2 separate regions of the Mus musculus genome follow, and region 1 is linked to region 2. A link is a loop called in an ENCODE intact Hi-C map of the cell type or tissue named here. Cell type or tissue: heart. All regions are shown on one strand. Each heading gives the region's core, and the rest is flanking DNA. Links, peaks and the distances in the headings are about the cores only.

Evidence for each region. Peaks named below come from ENCODE experiments on the same cell type or tissue, not always from the same donor. Only the 100,000 strongest peaks of a DNase experiment are listed, where the experiment ranks them.
Region 1: a loop joins it to region 2, with 4 times the contacts of the local background. A loop is called at or near these places in 13 of 42 quality-filtered maps.

What each region holds. Positions count from the first base shown.
Region 1 is chr15:28,018,297-28,034,024 of GRCm38, forward strand. Trio (triple functional domain (PTPRF interacting)) reads right to left here and starts at 7,552. Exons shown (of 57, transcript NM_001081302.1): 1 at 7,044-7,552. The coding sequence starts at 7,200. In heart, for the core only: a CTCF peak has its summit at 6,193; DNase peaks (open chromatin) are centred at 3,755, 6,115, 6,845 and 7,825; H3K4me3 peaks cover 4,056 bases; H3K27ac peaks cover 2,444 bases.
Region 2 is chr15:28,155,779-28,163,778 of GRCm38, forward strand. It overlaps a transcript of Dnah5 not described here. Among named protein-coding and RNA genes, the nearest start is that of Dnah5, 44 kb to the right of the region's middle. In heart, for the core only: no CTCF peak of the experiment used is centred there; a DNase peak (open chromatin) is centred at 3,293; H3K4me3 peaks cover 1,353 bases; H3K27ac peaks cover 2,701 bases.

The sequences.
Region 1 (15,728 bases), core at 2,923-10,922, 130 kb before region 2:
CCACTTAGGAAAACCACTGCTTGAAAAGATGCTCCCCAGCCCTCTGGCTTGTTCTTTCCCTAAGTAAGGAAGAAAGCCCTAGGACTCGTTACAATATATTACAAGGTAATGGCATAAGGAATCCCTTACCTGGCTAGCTCCATTGGGCCCTGCTCTGCCTCTCCTGCCAACACTGCATTCATAGCCACAGACATTTCCCAGCACTTTCACCCAGTCCAGACAGCCAAAGACACGGGAGCAATACGTCAGTCAAGACTTCCCCATGGTCTGCAACAGATGTGAGTCAAGTAAACCAAGCCAGCCATACTCCTCCCTTGGCAATGTGGGGCTACTTGTGTTATTTGTGTAAAAGTAGTATGCGATATAATTAGGTAGAAAGAGACACAGAAACTAAATTACAGAGCCCAAACCAACACAGGGAAACACTTGCTGTATCCTAGAACCTTTCAGTCAACTTTTACTTGGTACTACACTGTGGAATTATAGCTTTGACCATCAACACCCAAGAATCTATGTCTTACATTTCAAATGACAGTCCAGACTCTACAGGATGCGGTATACAGTGAGGCCCCTTTACTTGCCCAACAGAGGTTGGGAAAATAAAGGGAACAGGTATTTTTATAAGAGAGACCTGGGGCACAAGAAGCTGACAGAGACATCTGCAACCCAGAACCACACCACATGCTGAAGAGGAGATCTGAGTTTTAAAGAGAGAGAGACATCTTACATGGGACCTGGCAAATCACAGCACCAAGTGGCCAGTGAATGAGAATACTAACAAACAGCCAGCTTTTCTTGGAGGGCAGGGCTGGTGTTAATGGCTCTTATGCAGTATTCAGAATAATAGGTATGTTTGGGGAGTCACTTTCTCTGTCTCTTTGTCTGTGTCTCTCTCTCTCTGCCTCTCTCTCTCTCTCTCTCTCTCTCTCTCTCTCACACACACACACACACACACAGACACACACAGAAGGGGGACTCATCTGGGGTTCCCTCTCTTCATGAACAGTGACAATCTATGTAATCCAGTATCCCCAAAACCAGAATTACTAAGAAGAGCTCCATTTTGCTAAAAATCTTGTGGATTTCCACCATCCATCTTTCCCTTCTCCTCATCAGAATATGAGACAAGTCGATACAAAGAGGATGATCTGCAAACAGGAAGACAGGAACAGCCCATCTCCAAATCCCTAGAAAGCTTGTTCAATGCCAGAAGTACAGAGGCACTGCAGTAAAAGTCACGAGAGCGGGAAAACTCAGAGCAGCAGCAATCAGAGCTGCCAGTGTTGCAATACTGGTGAGTCGTGCTTCAAGCCACCAATCTTACCTCTTACTTACATACCAGATGGCTTCCCGCAAGGCACACTTCTCATGGGAACCCAGGAAGGAACTTTTATTTTCGGAGAAAAAAACCAAATTGGGTGATATATCTAGTACATCACACTTGTCTATAGGTGACTTTGTAATCCCCTCCCAAGAGGATCTTAGACAAGGAGCTAGGAAGCTAAAAGTCAAGTACATTTGTCAACAAAAGATCTTTGGCCTGCAGAGCACATGTGGCCCTCAGACTAAACACTCCACAGGGGGCAAAGTCTCTGGAGAGAGACAATTCCAGAGGTCACCCTCTTCCTGCAGCTCTGCTCACTGCAGCCCAAGTGAACATCTCTCACCAGCTCTGTGACAAGCAATATAAACTTTCCCAAGAAAGCAGGCGGCTCCTTATTTGGATCTTAAGGGGCTTCCTTAGGTGGATAAAGAATAGAAAGGGGAAATTATGAAGTCAAAACACAGTTATGAAGGAAATTTAATGTGTCTACTATTGACTAAGAATTGCAAATGAACATTTACAGATTAACCATAAATGTTCAGAGGGAGATTTCCCATAAACAAGGAGGTCTTGCGTGTAAGGCCTAATCACATCACAACCTTGGGACAGCCTATTAGAGATACTGGTCTCTTTAAGCCAGCAGGGAGCTGAAGTATAGAAGGGGTTTGGTGGAGAGTTAGGTAAGGCAAAGTTACTTTAAAGGAAGGAGAATCTAACACCAGAAATCAGGAAAACTCAGGGACAGAAAGCAGAGGTGACAGCCACACACCCACACCTGTAGGGCCTTCCCCCACAGCCTTAGGCTGCTTTTTATCAATTCAGAGACACAGGCAGGGACTAAGCCAAAATGTGATAAAGCAGCCAGCTCTGCAGTGGTCACAGAAAAGCTCCTCATGGCCATTCCTGTGCCACTCCTTTGGTGACAGCTCCTCCTCTGAGAACTCTGAAAAGAAAGAAGAGCACTCTGGGAGGGAGCCAGGGTCTTGCTCCAGCTGTGGACCTCTCCTGGCCGCTGCATCTGATTCAATAAAGTGAAGATGCAAAGCACACCTGTCCTCCAGGCAGATGGCTCGGCCCCTGCCAGCTCACCAAAGGACAAGAGAAGCAGGAATGAGGGAAAGGACACCCAGGCAGGAAAGACATTCCACAGGAATTCAGAGAAGTGCCACTCAAATGCTTTCTTCCTTCAGTGTCCGAGCAGGACCTGTCTTCCTGCCGTCCTGTCAAGATAACACGCTCAAGGTAACCCTGGCCACGCCACTGTAGAGCTGATGAAGGATTGGAAGGTCACCGTTACTGCTTTTTATCGTCTAACACAGCTCGCTCCTATCAACATAAGTGATTTTTCTAGGTAAGTGTGGCTATTGATTAAGAATATGACTTCCCTCTGGAATCCTGCCAAGAATATGAGATTAAAATTTTATTTTCTTCGGCGCAGGAATAAAGTAAACAAAGTAAGTATCAGCTATGGCTCATTTAAGTCGATAACTTCAAACGTTACCTCTTGCTTTCCAGTATCCAAATCCATCATCATAACATTTAAAAAGTCTTTTTTAAAAGTACCTTAATTGTATTTTGTTAATCATACCTTTTTTTAAAAAATCACAATTAATACGCCTTTCACTTTGAACATCACCACAGACTTCATTTTAAAATCTTGGCGAAAAGTTCAGAGAGTTAAAAGAGCATGGGGGGGGGGGGGGAAATCAAGTAACATCCCACCTCAGTGAGTGAGTTTGCAATGTCTTGATGGAAGACTCCTTACTTTCCTCTGAAACAGCTTAGCTAGCCGTGACACCTAAAAAGGAGCGACCAACACACACTAGCACAGAGCATCCCCACTCCCCTGCCCCCAAGCTTTCCTCCTCAAAACACTCAGGGTACCAGGGACCTTCTTGAGAACACAATCTCTGTTTAGTACGTGAATGACCACAGCTTCCAAGCCTCAGAACTCGAATCTGACGCCCGCCACTTCCTCGGTACTAAGAGAATAAATATCAAGAAAAGCTTCCTCATCCTCCATATGAAAACCATCGCATCAACGCATAAAAAAAGCTTGCATGCTGCTCCCTCCCAAGGTGACACACTCACGTTGTCCTCCCTCGGTAAGCGTCGTCCTCCCTCGGTAAGCGAGGAGCTGCAGAGGCACCCAGAATGAGACTTACTAAGAAAGAAACCCCAGCGTGGTGGCCTCAGAAGAACCACAAACCTTTGTTCTCCACACGCATTCATTTAACGCCAACCAAAGCATGCCAGGCAGGTTAAAAATAATGCATTTATGTAAGTGCCCCCCCCCTCCCCAGCCTGTGCACACAGTCTTGCAAGGTTAAATACGGAGCTCTGAAAGAATGATTTACTGCCACAAGGACAGGGACCCAAAATAGATTGGCAATAAAAGTGATTGGTCCCAGGGGCGGTGAGAACTAATGTAAGCAACATCCTGGCCATGAGAGGCATCCAGGAAGGAGCACCGGTGTCCTATCAGACTTCTCAGCCCTGATCCCATCCCTACCCAGCTGCACTCTGGGAGAAAGTCACAGGAGCTCCCTGTAAGTCTGACTCCCTATCTGAAAAAAAAAAAAAAAAAAAAAGCTGGTCCAGCTCCAGTCTGTGACAGCTCTTTGTTTTGGTTTAGTTTTGAAATTTTCCTCATCTTTTTTTTTTCAGTGTCCCATTCTGAACAAAGAAAGGTGAAGTTCAAATTCCACTGACAAACAACAACAAAACCAAAAACCCTGATGGCTGCCTACTCAACCCACTTCAGCACCAGTCAGCTTGCCACTGTAGACCAAGCCTAAGTATAGTTGGTCAGGATTGCCAAAATGAACAAGGAACTTCCTTTAGTAGAGTGTTTAGCAGAGAAGGCCACAGCAGCAGAAGAGGGGAGAGCCTTAGTGGGACAGGTGTTGGGTGACTTAGTCCCCTTTTCTGTTTATTCCTTTCTTGCTTCTTTACTAAGCTTGTGCCTCTCTCTCTCTCTCTCTCTCTCTCTCTCTCTCTCTCTCTCTCTCTCTCTCTCGGAGCCATAGACTAAAACTGGTACCCATGGTTGGATGAAAAGGAAACTATGCCCTGGGACTTCAAGAGAGCTGAAAAAACAATGTGTGGGTACCCACAGTTCTGAAGGAACTAAACCTACAGAAAGAAGCACTCCCCAAGGGCAATCTCCTCCATGCTCGGGGTAGACATCCAGTCCCCAGCACCCACCCACCTGAATGCAGGCAGGTGGCAGCCTCTCTGCTGAACACACACCTCCACCGATGGGGTGGGGGAAGTGACACAGTAGCTCATTCTATTTTTGAGCTTCTCTGTTAAAAAGTTCTGTTTGAGCTGATAGCTTGTCCCTTCCATCCAACCATGGGTACCAGTTTTCAGTCTATGGCTACAAAAATAAAGCTTAATAAAGAAGCAAGAAAGGGATAAACAGAAGAGGGGACCAAATAACTACAGCTACAGGACTGAGAAGGAAAAGGTAAGCAATAGAACGTGCCCTGAGGACCAGGCTCAGGGACCTTGGAGAAGGTGCCTTGCCTCCCAGTCAACAGGGACGGATTTTCCCTGTCTGCACATCCTGAAGACAGAAGAGATGGATCTGACAACTCCTCCTTATTCACAGTCAATCAAATCTTTCCAGGAGGGCTCCTACCTGAACTGATCTCTTTCCAGGAGGTCTCCAACCAAGGCCACCCTTAAAACCATGATGTCTATGCTTCAAACTGACCAGCCCCTAGGTATCCTCTGCTAGACACACCAGCCTACATGCCAACCACTGAGATCTGGGGCAAGGATTCAGAGTGGAGGGTGAAATGAAATTCTAAAGGGGGATGGGACAACTCTGAAACCAACTGAAAATCTGCGCTGGCTCCTTCAAGTCACTTTGGAGGTGGAATAAAGGAAACAAGGCAGTAAGCGGCTTTACCTGATCAGGAACTCTAAAACGAACGAGCTACCCAGGACTACGAACAGTAAGAGCAGAGCCCAGAGTGAAGAGAGGCAATCAAGACCAGCATGTCTTTGGAGAATCTTGGAAACAAGTCATTCCTGAACTGTGCATTAAGCCATAAGGGGAAAAAAAAAATCCACCTCTAGGACGCAAGAACATTGGGAAGATGAATTCTGCACAAAACCATTTAGTCTGTGACAGGTGATGGAAAAAAAGAAAGAATGGTGGCTTTGGGCCATGCCTCCAGCCAGTCACACACTAAAAAATAAATAATACATTGTTAAAAACCGTTAAAGCTTTCATTTGAAGGAGTTCATGTCTTTCTAAACCTCAGCTTTCTACAAGGCCCTCACCGGAGAGGGAGAGCTGGAAAGAGCACACTAAACCCAAGTTGACACAGTCGAGACGGAACGTGTCACTTCTCTTCATAACCAATCGGTTAAGACGAATCAAAAATAACCCTGCCAGACAAAGATCAAGAAGACAGAACTAAACCAGGTGTCTAACGGCCCAGAAGTTATCTGCCTCGCCCAAGGCTGGTCGCTTCAATTGCTAGCTCCTAATGACCTGGACTGCGGCCCTGATCTCTTCCAGTTTGGGACCTGACTTTGAAAGAGGCCACTGAGACCCTGAGCTGTCAGCCTCCCGCGCTCACCCCGGTGCAGGCCGCTCACCAGACCCCGAGGCTCTCCGTCCTCCCGGAGGCGGGCAAACAGCCTCCCCGCGCCCTCCCTGGCCCGCCCGTCCGTCCGGATCCTGACCTGGGCCGCCCTCTCTGGCTCTCCAGCGCGGAGTCTGCATCCTCACTCCCAAGCCTGGCCGGCCAGGGACTGCTCTCCGAACTGCAGGCCCCCGGCCGCCGCTGCCCTCCGCCGCCTCCCGGACGCGCAAGCAAACCGGACTGCACGCAGGGACGCGCGGACGCGAGCCGGGCTCGCGCGGGATCTGGGCCGGGCCGGGCTTGGAGGAGGCGCCGTTACCGGGGTCCCCGGGACGCCCCGTCACGCCCCCTGCGCAGCACACCAGCGCCCCTCCCGCCCGCCGGGCTCCGGGCTAGCCTCCTCCTCGGCCACCTCCGGCTCGCCAGAGCGGACCCTAAACTGCCCCTCACTGCCTCCAGGTCCACGCCACCCACGCAGTGCCCGCCAGCCCTGGTCCCACGCCTCTCCCAAGGGCCACCACGGTCCCAGATGTCCTTCCCGGGCCTCCCCCAGAAACAATGGCTCGACCCGACCGCCGCCTCAGCTCGGCCACCGTCCTCGGTTCCTGGGCTGAGGTGCGATGGCTGCCCCGTTTCACAGAACCGTACACCAAGGCTGGATGACAGGCTAGAGCCCCGAGTCGGGACACTCGCTGATAATGGGGTTGGTGGTCCAGCTACCAGCGGCCCAAAAGCTATTACAGGGCAGAGCTGCTGTCCCCGGTCCCGGTGAGCTCGTCCTCCGGGACACCGGCCTCCGCCCACGCCGTCCCCGCCGCCGCCTCCTCGGCCCTCCAGCAAGAGACAAAGAGCCGGCGCCCCTACCCGCGGGGCCGTGGCCGCTGAAACGGGAGGCCGAGGGGTGTCTAGCCTGGCACGAGGGGCGAGCGCCGGGAAAGCGAGTGAAGGCGCCCGGGACGAGCCGCAGCACAAGGGCGGCGTGGGTAACCTGACACGCCGGCGTGGATCGCAGAGCCCCGATGCGGCGACAGGGACGAGAGCGCGCAGGGCTATACCGGGCCGGAGATCCGGGCGCGCCGGGCCGGCCGAGCGCGCGGGGCAACCGCGGTACTCACCGGATCGGAAGAAGGCCGCGATGTCGGCTAGGTCCTTGGCGGCCTCCTCGGCGCCCTCGCCGGCGCCGCCCCCGCAGCCGGAGCCCGCCGCGCTGGCCGCTGCCGCGGGGCCGGAGGACGCGGCCGGGGCGGTGGCACCGCCGCTGCTGCCGCTCATGGCTTCGGCGGCGGACGAGCCCGCCTCGGGCCCCGCGCCCCTAGCTCCGCGCACCCAGCCGCCTGCGCCTGGCCTGGCGGCGCCGAGCACCCAGCTGCCCGCGCCCGGCGCGCGGACGCACAGCCCCGGGGCGGCGGGCGGCGGCGGCTCGGCCCGAGGAGCGCGCCCACATAGACGAGGACACCGCCCGGGAGCCGCGAGCCTGGCGCGGAGCGGGCGCGCGGAGCCACGGCCTCGGCGTGGCCGGCCGGGGCACGGGCAGCGGCGCGGACACGCGAGGGCGGGGGCCGGGGCTGCGAAGCTCCGCGATCACGAACGCCGGCGGCAGCAGCGAGCCTCCATCTTGCTTTCCGACGGGGAAGGAAGGAGGGGGAGGGAGAAATCACGGCCGAGGGAGCCCGGGTGAAAGGAAAGGGAGAGCAGGGAAAGGAGAGGAAGGAAAAAGAGGGGCTTCGGGAATTTCCGGAGAGCTTCGTTAGCGGCCGGAGCGTGGGCTCGGCTGGTGGGCGGGGCCTTTTGTGGGCGGGTCCTGGAGGGGCGGAGCCGCGCCTGGGAGCCCGGAGGGCGAAATGGAGTGGCTGAGAGAGAACGTGGAGCGGGCCAGGTCTCCTCCTCCAGGGCTGCTCCAAACCTGGGAGGAGCAGGAACAAGTGTGACCGAGCCACACTGGCCTTCCAGGACGGGCACTGCGCCCCCTGCCAGGACTCTCGCGCCTGCACTGCAAGCGGTCCTAGCGCTGGAGCGTTTTCATTATTATTTATGTCACCCGCGGGGCCGAGCGACCAGGATATGGAGCTGGTGTGGCCTTCGCAGGCACAGCGCTGTCACTGGCATGTAGAAGGGGCGGGATAATTGTTGAATGAGCAGAGAGGCAGTGAAAACAGATTATCTGCTCTAGTCTACCGTCTCCTTGTATGTAAAAAGCAGGCGCGAGAGAGGGGGTGCTTGCGGGGAATCCCCATCTCCCAAGTGTGCTGGGTCCTCAGGCTACCCAGATGTAGTGGGAAGATGATGGAGGCAGGGGAGACCAGAGGAAAGGGACTTTTAAAGAAAATGTACGTTAAATCAGATGTGTGGAATATCAAATTCTGCTTTATGTCACGGCTGCAAGATGAGTGCAGTGAAGGAATGGGCGCCGGGTAATTGAGAATCACATGCAGGAGAAAACAGATCAACAAATTCCATCAAACTACACCCCGCACCTATGTTTAACGGGAGAACGATGATTAAGTGACCACCAGATCTTTTCCCCTTGGCAGTCTCAGACAAGCAAGGGAAAAGGGCTAGAAGGCTTGGTTTCGGTCAGGATGAAGTTTGAAGACACCCATAGGAATTTGTGTTCACCTTGCAATAGGTGTGTGTAAAGATCTACAGCTGTGTGCTTATATTTTGGACCGCATGATAGTACATATGCCTGTATTTTCTTGCTCTGTCAATTAATTGGCCCTGGAAACACCTAGCGTTTTGATGACTGTCTCTCTGCCTCTCATGTGTGCCTGCACGCACTATCGACATTTGTGTTTTGGGTCTGTGTTTATATGAATACAAGAGGTAGGTACCCAGTGTCTAACTCAGTCATCCACTTCTCACCTTAGTTTTTTTGGAGCAGAGTCTCTCACTGAATCTGGAGTTCCTTGGTTAGTTAGACAGTTGACTAGCAATACATAAAGATCCTCCCATCTCTGCCTCCCTAGTGCCCAAGCTGCAGTAAAAAGCTGGAATACCGAGGAACTGAATTCAGGTTCCCATGCTTGCAGAGTAAGTATTTTACCACAGATGGAGCGTTTCTATGGTTCTCAGATCTTGTTTTTAATACTTTCCTCCAATTAAAGGAATTCAGGCTCTTTGGGAAAATGGGTGATTCTGGTAGTGGGGCAGGAAGTATTTAACATGAGCACCCTGTTGTGCCAGAAGGTAAGGAAATGACTTCCCAAGGGGGGGGGGGGGAAGCAGCACAGAAAAAGATTACCCAGGACACAAAGGAAACAGTCGAAAGAGCTCTTCATGGCCCAAGCCAGAACAATTTCAGAAAGACAACATAGCACTGTTTGATTACAAGCAAAAAAAATAAATAAATATTTTTGAGTCCATACTGATGTAAAGGAATAAGCAAATGGGGTAGAAGTGACAAAGGCAGAAGTACAAGTAACTTAGGTAGAGATTGTCCCGAGTGAGACAGAGCAGAACTCCCCTCTCGCAGGGTACAGGCTGCACACTACCTTCCAAAGAGAACAAAACTGGTAAGGAACTTTCTAACAGAGAAACCATTACTCTGCCCCAGCCCGTTGATCAAGGTGAACTTAAGAATCAGTAAGTCACCTTGACACTGTGTTCTAGATATAATAAAAGTGGCAGTGTTCCTCCCTGTGCCTCCCCTCCAAAACTCCAAGCTCCAAATGAAGATAACAGCATCCTATGAATGAGGCACTTCCTATAAATTACCTCACCAGCACTCTCCCAGACTTTCAAGGTCAGCAAAAATAAGAAAAGGCAAACAGATAGTTGTAGAATGCTGCGAGAACCATGGGATGGTGTTAGAACTCAGTGCAGTGTGGTGGTTTGCTCGTGTTGTTTTGTTCTGTGACAGGTTTTCCATCCATGGCCCAAGCTGGCCTTGAACTCTCCATTCTCTTACATGGGCCTCCCAAGTACGTTTACTAGATGTGTAAGTACAAACAAATCAGTTGTGTGCCACCACATTTGGCTCAGTGTAGTGGTCTTGATGGGTCTCAAAAGAACTCCTGAGATTTAAACTGAGTAAATCTGAATAGCGTGTTGGGGTATTAGTCAATAACACCAAATCCATAGTAAGCGAGAAACTAGACCTGGGGTTCATGGGAGCTCTCTCCACAACTTCTTAGTAAATGTCTATCTCATTTTAAGATTAAAAAGTATATTTAAAGCTTACTTTTAATCAGATGAGCAGCCTCTTACAAAAGTAATTCAAGTCAGCAAGTCCACAATCTCACAGCTCTTCAACTCAGGTGTGTTGACGATGCTTCTCTTAATTCATATCGATAACTTCTTTCTCTCTTTACATAGCTCCCAGAGGCTTCCGAGTGAAAAATATAGATAACGTACCCGATCCTTGAACATGAAGAACCATGCTGGCATATCTGTTCCTGTAACCTGGACATCCTGCCTAGATGGTTGGCATTGTTGAGGCCAGATTGTAGACATTGCTGAGGCTACATTGTGGGCATTGCTGAGGCTGGTCCTTACTGTGTGCCTTACCCACTCATGGGAACTTGGGTCGGCTGGCAGCCATCAGGGGAAATACTCAGCTGCTCACTGTGGTGCTCAGTCCCAACCCAAACCCAGAGTCTTAGATCCTCAAGACCTCCTGACACAGGCTTTCTTAGAGGCTCACTTTAAGACTTAACGCTACCCATCTCTACCCGCAAACCCCATGAAACAATATTTATCCTTTTTGAACTCCAGTATTTTTTCATTTATTCTTCTTTGTCTATTAGCTTCGGTGTAGCCTTTCTATTCTTAAAGAGAATGGCTTTTAGTATCCAACAAACTTCTCTTTTTCAGTTCTCCCTCCCAGAGATTCTAAAAGCGTCTCTTAAAATTCAAAGCCAGTGCCAACATTTTTCTTTGTATCCTTCCCATAATAATTCCCACCTTGGGCTGGTATATAAAACTGTGGAGAGAAGTTTAAACGTTGAGGGAAAATGAAGATGTTTTGAATGAGAAGGATATATTAGATGGTCTCATGCTGACTGACAGCTTGTTGGTGCTGAACCTAGGAAGTGACAGATGGGGAAGGCTAACTCCCTTTGGAAGGTTCCTGGGTGGGTCAGATTCAGGGTTCTGGGAGATGGTCTTAAGAGAAATGCAAGGGAGTCACATTACTGCTCCGGGCCTTGGGGCTTGGAATGGGCAGGGAATGACTGGGGTGTATTTGGCAAGAAAAGATCTCTATTCTAGGAATAGAAATTCTGCCCAATTCTTCTATCTCAGGTACTCCGACCAAGAAAGGAATGAGAGAGAATTTTTGTGTGAGTATGGTACACACATGCAGGCTGTCCCTGACATCTGAGCATGTGCAGGGAGATCTAAACAGGGTTTCACGACAGCTGCTGTTGATCCTACCCAACCTTCAAAATCCGGCTCCAGTTTCATCTGCTTTCATGAAGCTCCTACATGACTCAAGTTGATCTCTCCCTGCTCTGAGTTGCCCATCAGTCATTTGGGTACTTAATCGTGTGCCACGTTCTATGATTTCCAAGATTCGTCTTCAACGTCTTGCCTAGGAGATGAAGTAATTCTTTGCAATTGGCATGCAGATGCCAGTGTGCTTCTTGTGTACCTGGAGTTATATGAGGCCTGAAGACAGGAGACAAAATGCACAACATGAGCTGTGGTAGACAGTGCAACAGCCACAGAGACAGTGCTGTTCTCCTTGGTGGACATCAAGCCCCGCTAAAAACCTGTGTTTCCCAACTCTGGTGTTCATGTAACTGGGTACTGATCCCCATGAGCTACAAGCAGAAAAGGGCAGATTTATCATCTGTGTGCTCTTTGTCCTTTGAGTCCAACCTTTAGGAACACCAGCATACTGACGAAGGGGCCACAGTGAGACTATGAAGCAGAGCATATGGTGCAAGAAAATGACTGGTTGTAAGACAAGAAAATAAAGACCCTGCCACGGTCACATGGCTGATATGTCTGGTGTTAAACTGTATGCCACCCAGCCTCCTCTTCCTTACTAGGCCAATCAGTTCATATATGGGTGTGGGTGCATGTATGTTGCGCTATGCACACACGTGTATGAAGTTCAGAAGTCCACGTTGGTTGTCTTCATTGACCTATCACCCCCACCACACATTTGCAGTGTAGTCTCTCACTGAACCTGGAGGTCACTGATTCAGCCAGACCAGCTGCCCAGTAAGCTCCAGATATCCTCCTGTGTCCACTTCCCCGGTGCTGGGATCAGCAGTACAAAATCACCATGTAAGTGGCTTAAAAAAAAAAAAAGATTTATTTATTATTGTATGTAAGTACACTGTAGCTGTCTTCAGACATAGCAGTAGAGGGCATCCTATCTCATTACAGACAGTTGTGAGTTACCATGTGGTTGCTGGGATTTGAACTCAGGACCCCTGGAAGAGTAGTCAGTGCTCTTAACCACTGAGCCATCTCTCCAGCCCCGTCCCCCTTTTTATGTAGGTGCTAGAGATCTGAACTCAGGCTCTCATGATTGTGTAGCCAGCATTGCTGACTGAGCCTCTCCTATGGGCCCATGCTCCTATGGGTCCCTTATTGATGTTTCTCACGTATTTTTTTTTCCCACCAAGGGAACTCTTCGAGGTGAGTGAAAAAGCAGGAGACAGTTACTTCCTTGAGAGTCTGGGAGGTGACTGCAAGAAGCCATCGAACAGCAAACATGTCTTTGAATTGGAAAGTCTTTTCTTCTAAACGAAGGTGAAATGTTTTCTTCTTCTCATTCATTTGCATGTATTTTAATATAAATATTATGTCTTAACTTGTATCCTAGTTGATATGGGTACAGCTATATATCTCCCACTCCCCCCCCTCCCCCAAAGTATGCTAAACTCATAACTCTGAATACCTTACAATGCAACTCTATTTAGAAATAAGGCCATGACAGATGTGATTATTCAAGTTTGGGGTCATGCTCAAGTGATATTCTTGTAAGAGGGTGGCCTGCTGAGGGCAAACTTGGAGAATGCCAAAAGCTATTGGCAAATCAACAAATCAACGAAGAGCCTAGCAAGGGTTTTTCTATTGGTTTCAGAAAGATCCTTGCCCTGCCCAAGTATGATTCAGACTTGTAGACTAAAGAAGTCTGAGATCTCTAGAAGCCTGGGGTGATAAACTTCTATCGTTAAAGTCTCCTGGTTCATAGTACTTCACAGTCGTGGTAACCCCAGAAAATTGATACATAGGCCACTACACATATCTAGTATTTTGGGGTTATTTGGAGTGACTCTGCTATTTTAGGAACAGAGTCATCTTGTGGATAGTATTTGTTGGATGACTATGACATCCAAAAATAAATAAATAAATAAATAAAAAGAAAGAAAGAAAGAAAGAAAGAAAGAAAGAAAGAAAGGAACAAAAGAATGTAGGAAATTCAACTTAACAAGTGGCTATAGGAATAGATGTGAATGAAAACACGTTGTGGAAACCTCCAGTTGGTACAACTGTTGGCCACAGTGTAGAACCTGGATTCTTCTGCTCTTTGCTACTATAACCTGATACTTACTCTTGGCTTTCTTGTGAGCGAAAGGGGATTGCTTTGCTCACAGTTTTAAAGGTCTAGAATCTGGATCGGATAGTCCCATTAGTCTGGGCTCTGGTGAGGCACCCTGGCTACATGATATTGCAGTGGATGGGGTCATAACTTGAGCCTGTGTGAGAAGAAGAAGACAGGGATCCCAGGAAGGTAACTACGTTGATCTCTTATGGAACCCTCTCCAAAGATCTAGCCTGGGTCCCGTGAGAACTATACTAACTTACAACTGCTGTGCCTGGTGACCTAGTTATTTTGCACTAGTGCATGTCTCTTAAAGGTTCCATCCGACCTCTCAGTACTGGGAACCAGCTTCCAACACATGGACCTTTAAGGAACATATCCCAACTGCATCCAAATTGTTCATAGCTACAAATCTGAATTCAGAGGTATAGACCACCATGGGCCTCTAGACTTGCCTAGTTCACCAAGGGTGTGAACCCAGAGAGTGAGTGCTCACAATGTACAGGCATGGGTGGATCCATGGCTCTCCAGTTGGTGCCGAGCCAGATTAAGGAACATGAGCGAAGAGGTGCTAACCTTCAGAACCTTGGCCTCTCCATATGCAAGAGTCATGCTAAGTCAGTTCAGCAAAACAACCAGATAAATCTGCATTCTTAGACTTCTCTGGTTGGGGGGGACCATAAAGCTACAAAGCTGGAAAGGCCCAAGGTAGAGACCAGCCTGCACTGCTCTGCATCTCCCTTCAAAAATATGGAGACCCAAAAATCGCTCATTGACTCTCAAGATTGTTTGATAAATGTTTTTAATACCATTGTTCTTTCCAGCATTTGAAATACCTCTGAATATACAAAGCCAGCAGAAGAGGGGGTTAGGAGCAATGAAGCTGGGGAAGCTGGGTAGACAGAGCCAAATAGGAGGTAGATGGTGAAGTAGACAGAGAGAAAGATGTACATATGTGTACTATGGTTAGTCTCAATTATGAACTTGAGGAGATCTAGAATCATCTCGGGGGACAAGCCTCTGGGCATGCCTGTGGGAGATCTGGGTGCATTCATTCATCACTCTGCTCCTGGGCTGCAGTTGCAATGTGACCCACGGTCTCCAGTTCCTGCTGCTGTGATTTTCCTACCTCAATTGATAACTTCCAACTGTGACCCAAATGATCCTTAATGTTTGTTAAGTTGCTTTTGCCAGGGCACTTTATCACAGCAATGGGTAAAGTCACCAAGACAGCATGTGCATGTGTATATGTGTGTACCTGTGCCACTGCCTGGCTGCCTTTGGGCTATTAACTGATGGAAGACTCGGTCTAGTAGCAGAGAAAAAGCAACAATACCAGAATGGAAAGATAAAAGGAGCTTCAGCTCTGGAATGTGCTTAACCTTGGATCTTGCTGAGTTTTGTTATTACTGTTATATAAATGAGAACAGTATTATATACATTTATATAAACTATTATATTAATGAGCATTAGAAGGCTCATTCTTTGTATTTACTGGCTCATCTTCAAACTGGTCAATGTCCAAAACTGCTGGCTTCCACTTCCCTGCAAGTAACTTTAAAAACTCCAAATTGATACTGTGTTTTTCCCCCCTTCTACATTTGCTACAGTTGCAGAATCTGAAATCCTACTGAGAAAGATCCACTGTCCCTGACCAACTTTTGGTCTTCAGAATTTCTCAGCAAGGGATAAATACACCCAGGAGTCCCTAACACCTTAAACCTGTATCCCTTAATCCCTCCTAGAGAAGACTGTCGGCTTAGCAGAGCATCAGCTCAGAGTAATACCAGATAAAGAAGGGAAAAGGCCATTGAAAGTTACCAGGAAGAAAAGCATCTATGTTGCTTTTGTACAGAACGGGTCTTGCTAATGTGAGGACAGTGGTTACGCACCAAGCCATCTCAGTTCCTTCTGCACAGGGAAAGCCATGTAAAGACTTCATATACAACCAGGGCAATGGCGGCACAAGCCTTTGATCCCAGCACTTAGGAGGAAGAGGCAGGCAGATATTGCTCAGTGAGTTTGAGGATAGCCTGGTCCTAGGCTACACAGAGAAACCCCGTCTCAAAACAAAACAAAACAAAACAAAAACAAATAAACCTTCATGTCCAGGTTGGGGCTATTACAGAAGACTTGACTTTTACAGCAAACAATTGCTTAGTCCTTACTATGTCATCTGCCAGAGTGAACAAAATGAGCCAGACTTCTCACCTCATAGGCTGACTTTCCACTGGGGGAGGGGGAGATCAAGGTGTCTGCCAGATAATAACAAGAAGAGTGATCCATGCAGCAAAGGAAG
Region 2 (8,000 bases), core at 1-8,000:
GGGATCCAACTTAGGGCTCTGTGCATGCATGCAGGCGAGATCTCTCCCAGCGAACTGAATCTTAGCTCTACTCCTTCCTCTCAGTGACCATTGCAGAGTAATAATAGCATCTAGATAAATTGTATGAGACTCCAAGGAAGATTGCATATGTGTGTATTTATAGTATATATGTTTCATTTAACCATAACATCTGCAGCTACATTACTATAAAAATCTATGTTAATCCATAAAATATGTGGTTTGTTATGGTTTAATAAATGTGAATGCATGCTTAATGAAGAATGGTATATATCTAAGTTCACCTACTTGGGCATTTTCTTCTCTGTAAAATTCTTGATTTATTTTAGTTGACACAATTGTCCATATTTGTCAGGCACAAATGTAAGGTAAGTACTTTACCCCTGAGTCACGGTCCCAGACTAACAGAAAGCATTGTAATAGTAGCTATTGTGGAGTGGCTAAATGAAGCTAAGTGAAGGACACATTTTCTCAGATGAGTATCTTTTCTTGGTTAAGAGAACACAAAGTCTGTTCCTATCAGGTTTCCTGAATACAATGCATTGTTACAAACTCAAGTCATCAACTTGCAGAATAGATGTCTTAACCTTACTATTACATTTAATTGGAATTTTCTACCCTTCCTTTGACCTCTCTCCAAACTCTTGTGAGTTGCTGCCTCCAGAGGATTCTACCCATTCAACATTTTAGATTCTGCCCGAGAAATGTCGCAGAATTTCTCTGTAAATATTTAATACCTTGTTTAAAAGCTGCTGTTTTGTATTGTGAGCATCTCATTATGGGAAGCATGTTAATATTGTTATTGTATAATTTATATATCATAAATACCTAGCATTTATAATAAGTCTATTTCAGCAAAAGTGAATGCTTGGTTCATTATAATTTTTTCAGTGACCCTCTGATTTTCATCAAAATCTGTCAAAGCAAATAGAGACCCTGAAGTGGCAAATGAGGCAAACCCTGGAAACCACAAATGACTCGACTTAAATTTACATGCTGTGAGACCACAAATGCTTTCCAAGTGTTATCTTGTAAGGATGTGTGGCACACACTCCTGTTAGCTTCATCCTGAACTCTTCTGCACTGACAATTGCTTGCTTCAAAATTTCGCTGCTACATCCTTTGCCTCTAATTTTCTCTTGGTGTGAATCTGTGAAGCTAGAGGAGTTAAAATGATCAGGTGTGCTGTTTTAGGTTTGGGTGGTGCTGGGATCTGATCAAGGCCCTTGCACATTCTAGGACTCTTCCAGCCGAGCTACGTTGTCAACCCTTGGGTTTTGTTGCTTCTGGTTTTGGTTTTGTTCTTTGGAGGTGTGTCTTACTGTGTAACCCAGGTTACCCTCAGACTCTTTTTCGTCCTGTCTCAACCTTCAGACAAGAACCTCCATGCACCGCAAATGTTTCTTGTTCAACAGCATAACAAAAAAGCTAACTTGATATGTGTCTTTTTACCTATCAAGTTTGTAAGCCCTCCAGCTTCCAAAACATTGTTGAAAACTATGTTTATGGGCTGCTAAGAAGGCTCTGGGGTGAAGGCACTTAGCACCATGCTTGAAGACCTGAGTTCAAGTTTTCAGGACTCACATGGTGGAAGAAGAGAACCAATTTCTCAAAGTTCTCCTCTGACCTCCACATATGCACTTTGACATGTGTGCACATGCATTCACGGAATAGACAAAAACAAACAAAGAGATGTAATAAAAAGTTAAACTGTATCTTTACAAATTAATGGTGAAAAAATAGGTTTTTAAAGGGATATATTTCTATGAGTACATACAGAATGCAAAAGTAAAAGCATACAACAAAGTACTGCTATCATTTCTAGCTAGTAACTTTAAACAGGATTTTATTTTTTCTTTATTTAAAAACTTCCTTTAATTGCCAGCTGAAGTGGCTCATACCTTTAATCCCTGAAATCAGGAGGCAGAGACAGGTGGAGCTCTTTGAGTTTGAAGCCTTCTTGGTTTACATAGTGAGTTCTAGGACAGCCAGGGCTATGTAGAGAAACCCTGCCTTTTTTCCCCCTGTAATAAATTCATGTATATACAGTTTTGTATCTAGAAAAGGTACATAGGATAATGTTTTTAGGTTGATTGAATATACCAATAATATTTCTACACTGAAGAAAACATATCTGTGATCTCGGTGTTTAGGAAGGAGGCAAGCCGGGCGGTGGTGGCGCACGCCTTTAATCCCAGCACTTGGGAAGCAGAGGCAGGTGGATTTCTGAGTTCGAGGCCAGCCTGGTCTACAAAGTGAGTTCCAGGACAGCCAGGGCTACACAGAGAAACCCTGTCTCAAAAAAACCCAAAAAACAAACAAACAAACAAAGGAAAGGAGGCAAAAGGGGTTTAAGTTTTCAGCCAGCTCGGGCTACATCAGGAATCTTTGTCTTAAAAAACAAAAACAAATAAGAAACATAATATCCCTTCTAGAAATTTACATCCTATGGGAGTATCCTGTGGTAATTACATGATGGATCATATCTTTGTAAATACTTTCTATAATTCTTTGTCTCCCCAGCCAAGCAAGCAGCTTCTAGTTTATGTAAGTCATTGGTGGGAAAGGTTTGCAGGTCAGCGAGAAGAACGGAGAGAGAAACAGAAGCAGGACTCAGTTGTTTTGTGGTAACACCACACAACATCATTCCCTCAGTGCTACTCCGTGTTAGCATTGACCCTAAGCCAAGGTTGACAGGGACAAGATTTTTGGCAGCTCTGGAGAATTATCATCAATACTGCAAAAGGTGTGTTTCTGTGGTTATAGACACTGAAGTAAAAATATAATGCATACGGTGTCATGTTGCTGAAAACTGACCTCATAGAACTTAACCTTCCCTAGGGAGGGCAGAACTCCCGTCTCCCTCATGTCTGGGTAATGGGACTCATGAAGCTGGTCTCAGAATCAGAGAGAAGATCCTGCAAACATAGCTATTTCTAAGAACCGCATCTTTCTTGGCTGCTTTAAGACTCCAGGCGGAAGCTCACCTGTTACATTTTCCCATTTTGTCATGCTTAGCTCTTTCCTGGCTCGGGGCCACCGGGGAGTGTATTTATACCTCTATGCTGTTTGCATTTGGCTTTGTCTTGTGGCCTTCAACAAACAGGTTAAAAAAAAAAAAAAGAGTGGAACGGCTCTAGGTTACTTTATTTAGGAATGAAAGCCAGCGGCTGAACTCGAGCGTAAATCATCTGCCAAGGATATTTTTATCTCCCGGATTGCTTCATCTCCAGGGAACCAGCCTGGAGAGCTGGGTGGCTCCCTTTGTCTGCTCCATCCAGGGCAAGCCCGTCCCCCCAGCCCCGCCCCACCTGTGCTCGGAAGGCCGAGGAGCTGGCTGGCTGGGTGTTTTTCTTTTGCTTTCACTTCTCTCTAGAGAAAATACTTAGAAAGTGAGGCTGGAAGTATTAACTACACTTGAGCAGTTCGGTTCAATTCAGCAAACACTTGTGAAGTGCCGACTGTGTTTAAAGTACAACGGCTCATTCTGCGGAAGAGTCCTTCTCTCCTTCAGTGTCTTAGTAATCTCCCCATTCCTGTCGTCTCCCTTTCTCTTTTTTTCCTCTCCCTCCCTCCATTTTCCCCGCCCTCCCTCGCTCCCTCCTACTCCTCCCACTTCTTTCTGTCCCTTCCCCTCCTTTCAGTCCCTTCCTTTCCCTGCCCTCTCTCCTCTACCCTCTGTCCCCTTCCTTCTCTCCCTCTCTCCCTCTCTTCTCCCTCCTTCACTCTGTCCTTTCCTTCCCATTTTGCTTTTGTCATTTTATTTTTCCTCTTTCCCTTTCTCTCTCCTTCCTCCATTTCTTTGCCTCTTTCCTCTTTTCCTTCATATAGATTGCCTTCTCTCTCTCTCTCTCTCTCTCTCTCTCTCTCTCTCTCTCTCTCTCTGTGTGTGTGTGTGTGTGTACAGCAAGTAGGATTACTTTGCATGCGCATGTTTGCACAGCCAGAGACTGTCTCTTTGTGGTGTTTCTGTAGTTTTAATTTGCATGTGAGTATTGGCCATAGTCTGTCTTTCTGTCTCTTTCTCTCTCTCCCTGTCTCTTCTTCTCTCCCTCCCAGCCCCCTGTGTGTGCACACGCATAGATTTACTTTGCATGTTTGTATATTGGCCAGAGCCTGCCCTCCCCCACCTCTTTCTCTATGGAAGTTTACTTTGTGTGTATGTGTACTGGCTGTGTGTGTGTGTGTGTATGTGTGTGTGCACATACATGCGTGTGCATGCACACAAGTGTGTGTGTGCAGATTTACTTTGCATGTTTGTATATTGGCCAGAGCCTGCCCTCCCCCACCTCTTTCTCTATGGAAGTTTACTTTGTGTGTATGTGTACTGGCTGTGTGTGTGTGTGTATGTGTGTGTGTGCAGATTTACTTTGCATGCACATGCATTGGCTGCCATGGAGGGAGGTCTTTCTTCTATCAGTCTCTAACTTATATTTTGTGACTGGGTTTCTCAAGGAGCGGTGGTTCAGGTCGGCCAGCGGGTCTGAGAGCCTCCAGGCTCTTGCTGCCTCTTCCTGCTGCTGCTGGGTTTGGGTTTATGGGTGTGAGCCTCTGCACTTCAGCTTTCCATGGGTACTGAGGTCTGAATTCACATCCCTAGCTTGTGCAGCCAGCCCTTTCCCCGTTGACTCACGCCTGCAGCCTGCCCACATTCTTATAAGCCCTTGTCCCAAGTTTCTATCATAACTCTAGTGCTCCTCAGATGCTTGCTCTGAAATGAATGGCATTTTACTTCATTTTTCTTTTAAACAAATAACAAGCAGTTATGGAGCCTGATTGCTGTTTATGACTGACTTACAGTGAGACCGTCTTCAGGAGATGGGATACTGGTGTGGTATTTGTTAAACTCCATGTGATACATCTGCCCAGAGTTAGTACTCTACATTGGCTTAGTAGTGAAAGCTGTAGGTGAGAGCTACCCCAGACTGGGCATTATGATAAAATTCCCACAGGCCAGCATTTCTGCCCTGAGATCAAACATGAAGGATCAGTTCTTTTGATGCGGCTTCCAGGTGGGGCCAGTAGAGTGAGACTGGGGAACGTGGGCTGAGTCTTCGGATAGCATCTACCACAGGATGTGGTCCTGGACTTTTGAACATAGGAACAAAATTAAAAATCTTCCTCTTGGAAATCTGTGGGCTTAGTGGGTCATTTCTGAGCATCCCGTTCTGGACTGGGATGCCCACTGACTGTTCATTTCGAAACACAAAGCAAGGCCTACCTCTGAGAAGGAAACCATTGTTGACTGGAGAGTCTCCTCCAGGAGGGCCAACTCAGGAACTGTCCAGAGACTGGAGATCACCAAAGAACAGACAGCGACCTCTGTGTGCTACGCTGACAGTGGTGAGGACAGTCCCGAGGACCGGTCCTCGCCTATAGCCAGCAGTGGATCAGAAGGAGGCTGAGAGCTGAGCAGTCCGGCCAGAAAACATGGCCTCATGAGGAGCTGAAGCCCAGTGGAGACAAGAGGAGGGCCCTCTGGAGAGAGGCAGCAGGTGAAGCTGCAGCAGTGGCTAAGGATCTGACAGGGCTTCGAAGAACATCAGTGAGGGGAGGGAAAGAGGCCCAAATCCTGCAGTAAGTAAGCAGTACTTTCTACTTAGAACAAAGACGTCAGTACTGTAGTCAACAAGCAGATGCTAACAAGACTGTATCAGATCCCCACTGTATAATCCAGGCCAACTCACTCCCGTCGTGGCACTCACAGGTTGAAGTCTCAGCCCTCTGGTACCCCAAGACGCAATTGTGTTTGGACATGGTGTCTTTTGAGAAAGAGCTCAAATGAGGCTGTAAGCGGGAGCCCCGGTCCTATCTGATTGCTCACCTTTGCAAACAGAGATGATGAGAACATGGGCATACACAGCCAGAGGGAAGGGTCGACCACATGAGGTCCTAGTGTGAAAACAGTCGTCTGTATGCTGAAGGGAGAGGCCTCAAATAAACTACCCTGCACACACCTTTGATCCTGCAGCTCCAGGTTTTAAAATCCATGGGAAGATTAGCGTCTATGTTATATAGCTCAAGGCACCTCTTTTGGTAGGAAAAGGAATGAAAATTGCCATGTTGATAAACTTAGCTGTAGCCAAACTGCTGTTATTTGGCGATAAAGAGCCCCCGGGGTAGGGCTGTCTCTATGTTGCTTGGATCTCAGAATAGCTCTGTGGTTTATCACTCTCAGCCTTCTCTCCCCTCTGCCCTCTCTGTATTTGGCAATAAAGACCTTTAATTAGCTTGCTCAGAGCTCACCAGAGTAAGCTGCCTGTCACTGGTCTCTCCTTTGTCTTCTGTGTGGCCTGGTGTTCCTCTGGGTCCTCCATTCTTCCCCTTATAGATAAGGGTGGCTGGGTCAGCCCAGCTAGCCCAGACCTAGACTGGTAGACAGTAACAGATATTTAAACAAATGGTTAGGCAGAAATGTTAGGGGCATTCTGTGCCGGGGTTGCCGCTCTGCAGTAGAGGCTTGTTTAGAATACACAAGGCTCAGTCCCAAATTTCCTCCCTACCCATAGAAAGAGAGTATTTACTTTCAATAAATAAAAGCAACCCACCTGGAGCTCTGGTTATCCTTGTGACAGAGTAGATCAAACACAAACTGGCAGTTGTCTTATTACCTCCTGTTACTGAATGCCAGCTAAGTGGTCTTGGCTTAGGGAGTCTTCCATGTAGCACCTGGAGGCTGGGGTATCGAGCAGCCTAGCATCTGGGCTTTCCCACCATCCATAGAGCTTAATGTAGTGTCTTTGCAGGGGGTGTTTTGGGCTCCTTACAACAGGGTGGCTTTAGGCGGAGGCAGCTCTCAAGGTGGTTGAAAGCTACAAAAAGTGATCTACAGAGTAAAGGTGGCAGCTTAGTCACTTTTGTGACCTGGCCATGAAAGTTACTTCCAGTCTACCCTATTGGTCAAAGCAGTGGCAGGCTCCCTGTCTTAGTCACTGTTCTATTCCTGTGAAGTGACACCATGACAGAGGAAACTCTTGTACAAGAAAACATTTAGTTGAGGCTGGCTTCCAGTTTCAGAGGAGTTAGTTCATTATCGTCATGGTGGGAAGCAGACAGTCATGGCTCTGGAGACAATGGGGGAGGGGGGGTTGGTGGTGGGGTGGGGAGGTGGGGGCAGGGTGGTGGTGGTGGAGCAGGGCTTGGGCTTTTGAAATCTCCAAGCCTACTATCAACGACAAATCTCCAAACCAGGTCGCACCTCCCAATCCTTGTCAAAAAGTTCATCACCTGGGGGCTAAGCATGCAACCACGTGACCCTGTGGGAGTCATTCTTACTCACAAACGTCACTGTAACTCTCAAGCAGGGATGGGTGGCAGTTTACCTTCCAGCCTAGTTTGCTTCCCGGTCCCATCTCTCAAGCCTGAAGTACCCCCTCCCTCACCCCCCCCACTCCATCTCAATGGGAGGGATATGTGGGATGAGACGAGTTTGGAGGTCTTTGTAACCCCAACATTACGGAATGAGCATGGGAACGAGGATCAGTGTTAGCAGTCATCTCTCGGATAAACTTTCATCTGCCACTAGTCCTTACCCACTGTTGTGGTTAGGGTTCTATTGCCTTGAAGAGACACCTTGACCATGGCAAACTCTTGTAAAGAAAAACATTTAGCTGGGATAGTCTTACAGTTCAGAGGTTTGCTACATTGTTGTCATGGTGAGAAGCATGGCAGTGTGCAGGCAGACATGGTGCTGGAGCAGGAACTGAGAGTTCTATACCCAGATCAGCAGTCATCACAAAGGGTAAATCACATTAGGACTGGCTTGAACATCTGAGACGTCACAGCCCAGCTTCTAGCGATACACCTCCTTCAACAAAAGCACACACAGCCCAACAAAGCCTCCCTTCCTAAGAGTGACAATCCCTTTGTGCCTGCTGGGGCCATTTTTTTTTTTTTTAATTCAAACTGCCACACCCACCAGCATGTTGCTCACAGGAAAGGAGGACTCTGAGTATTCAAGTCAACCTGAGTGATGACCATGA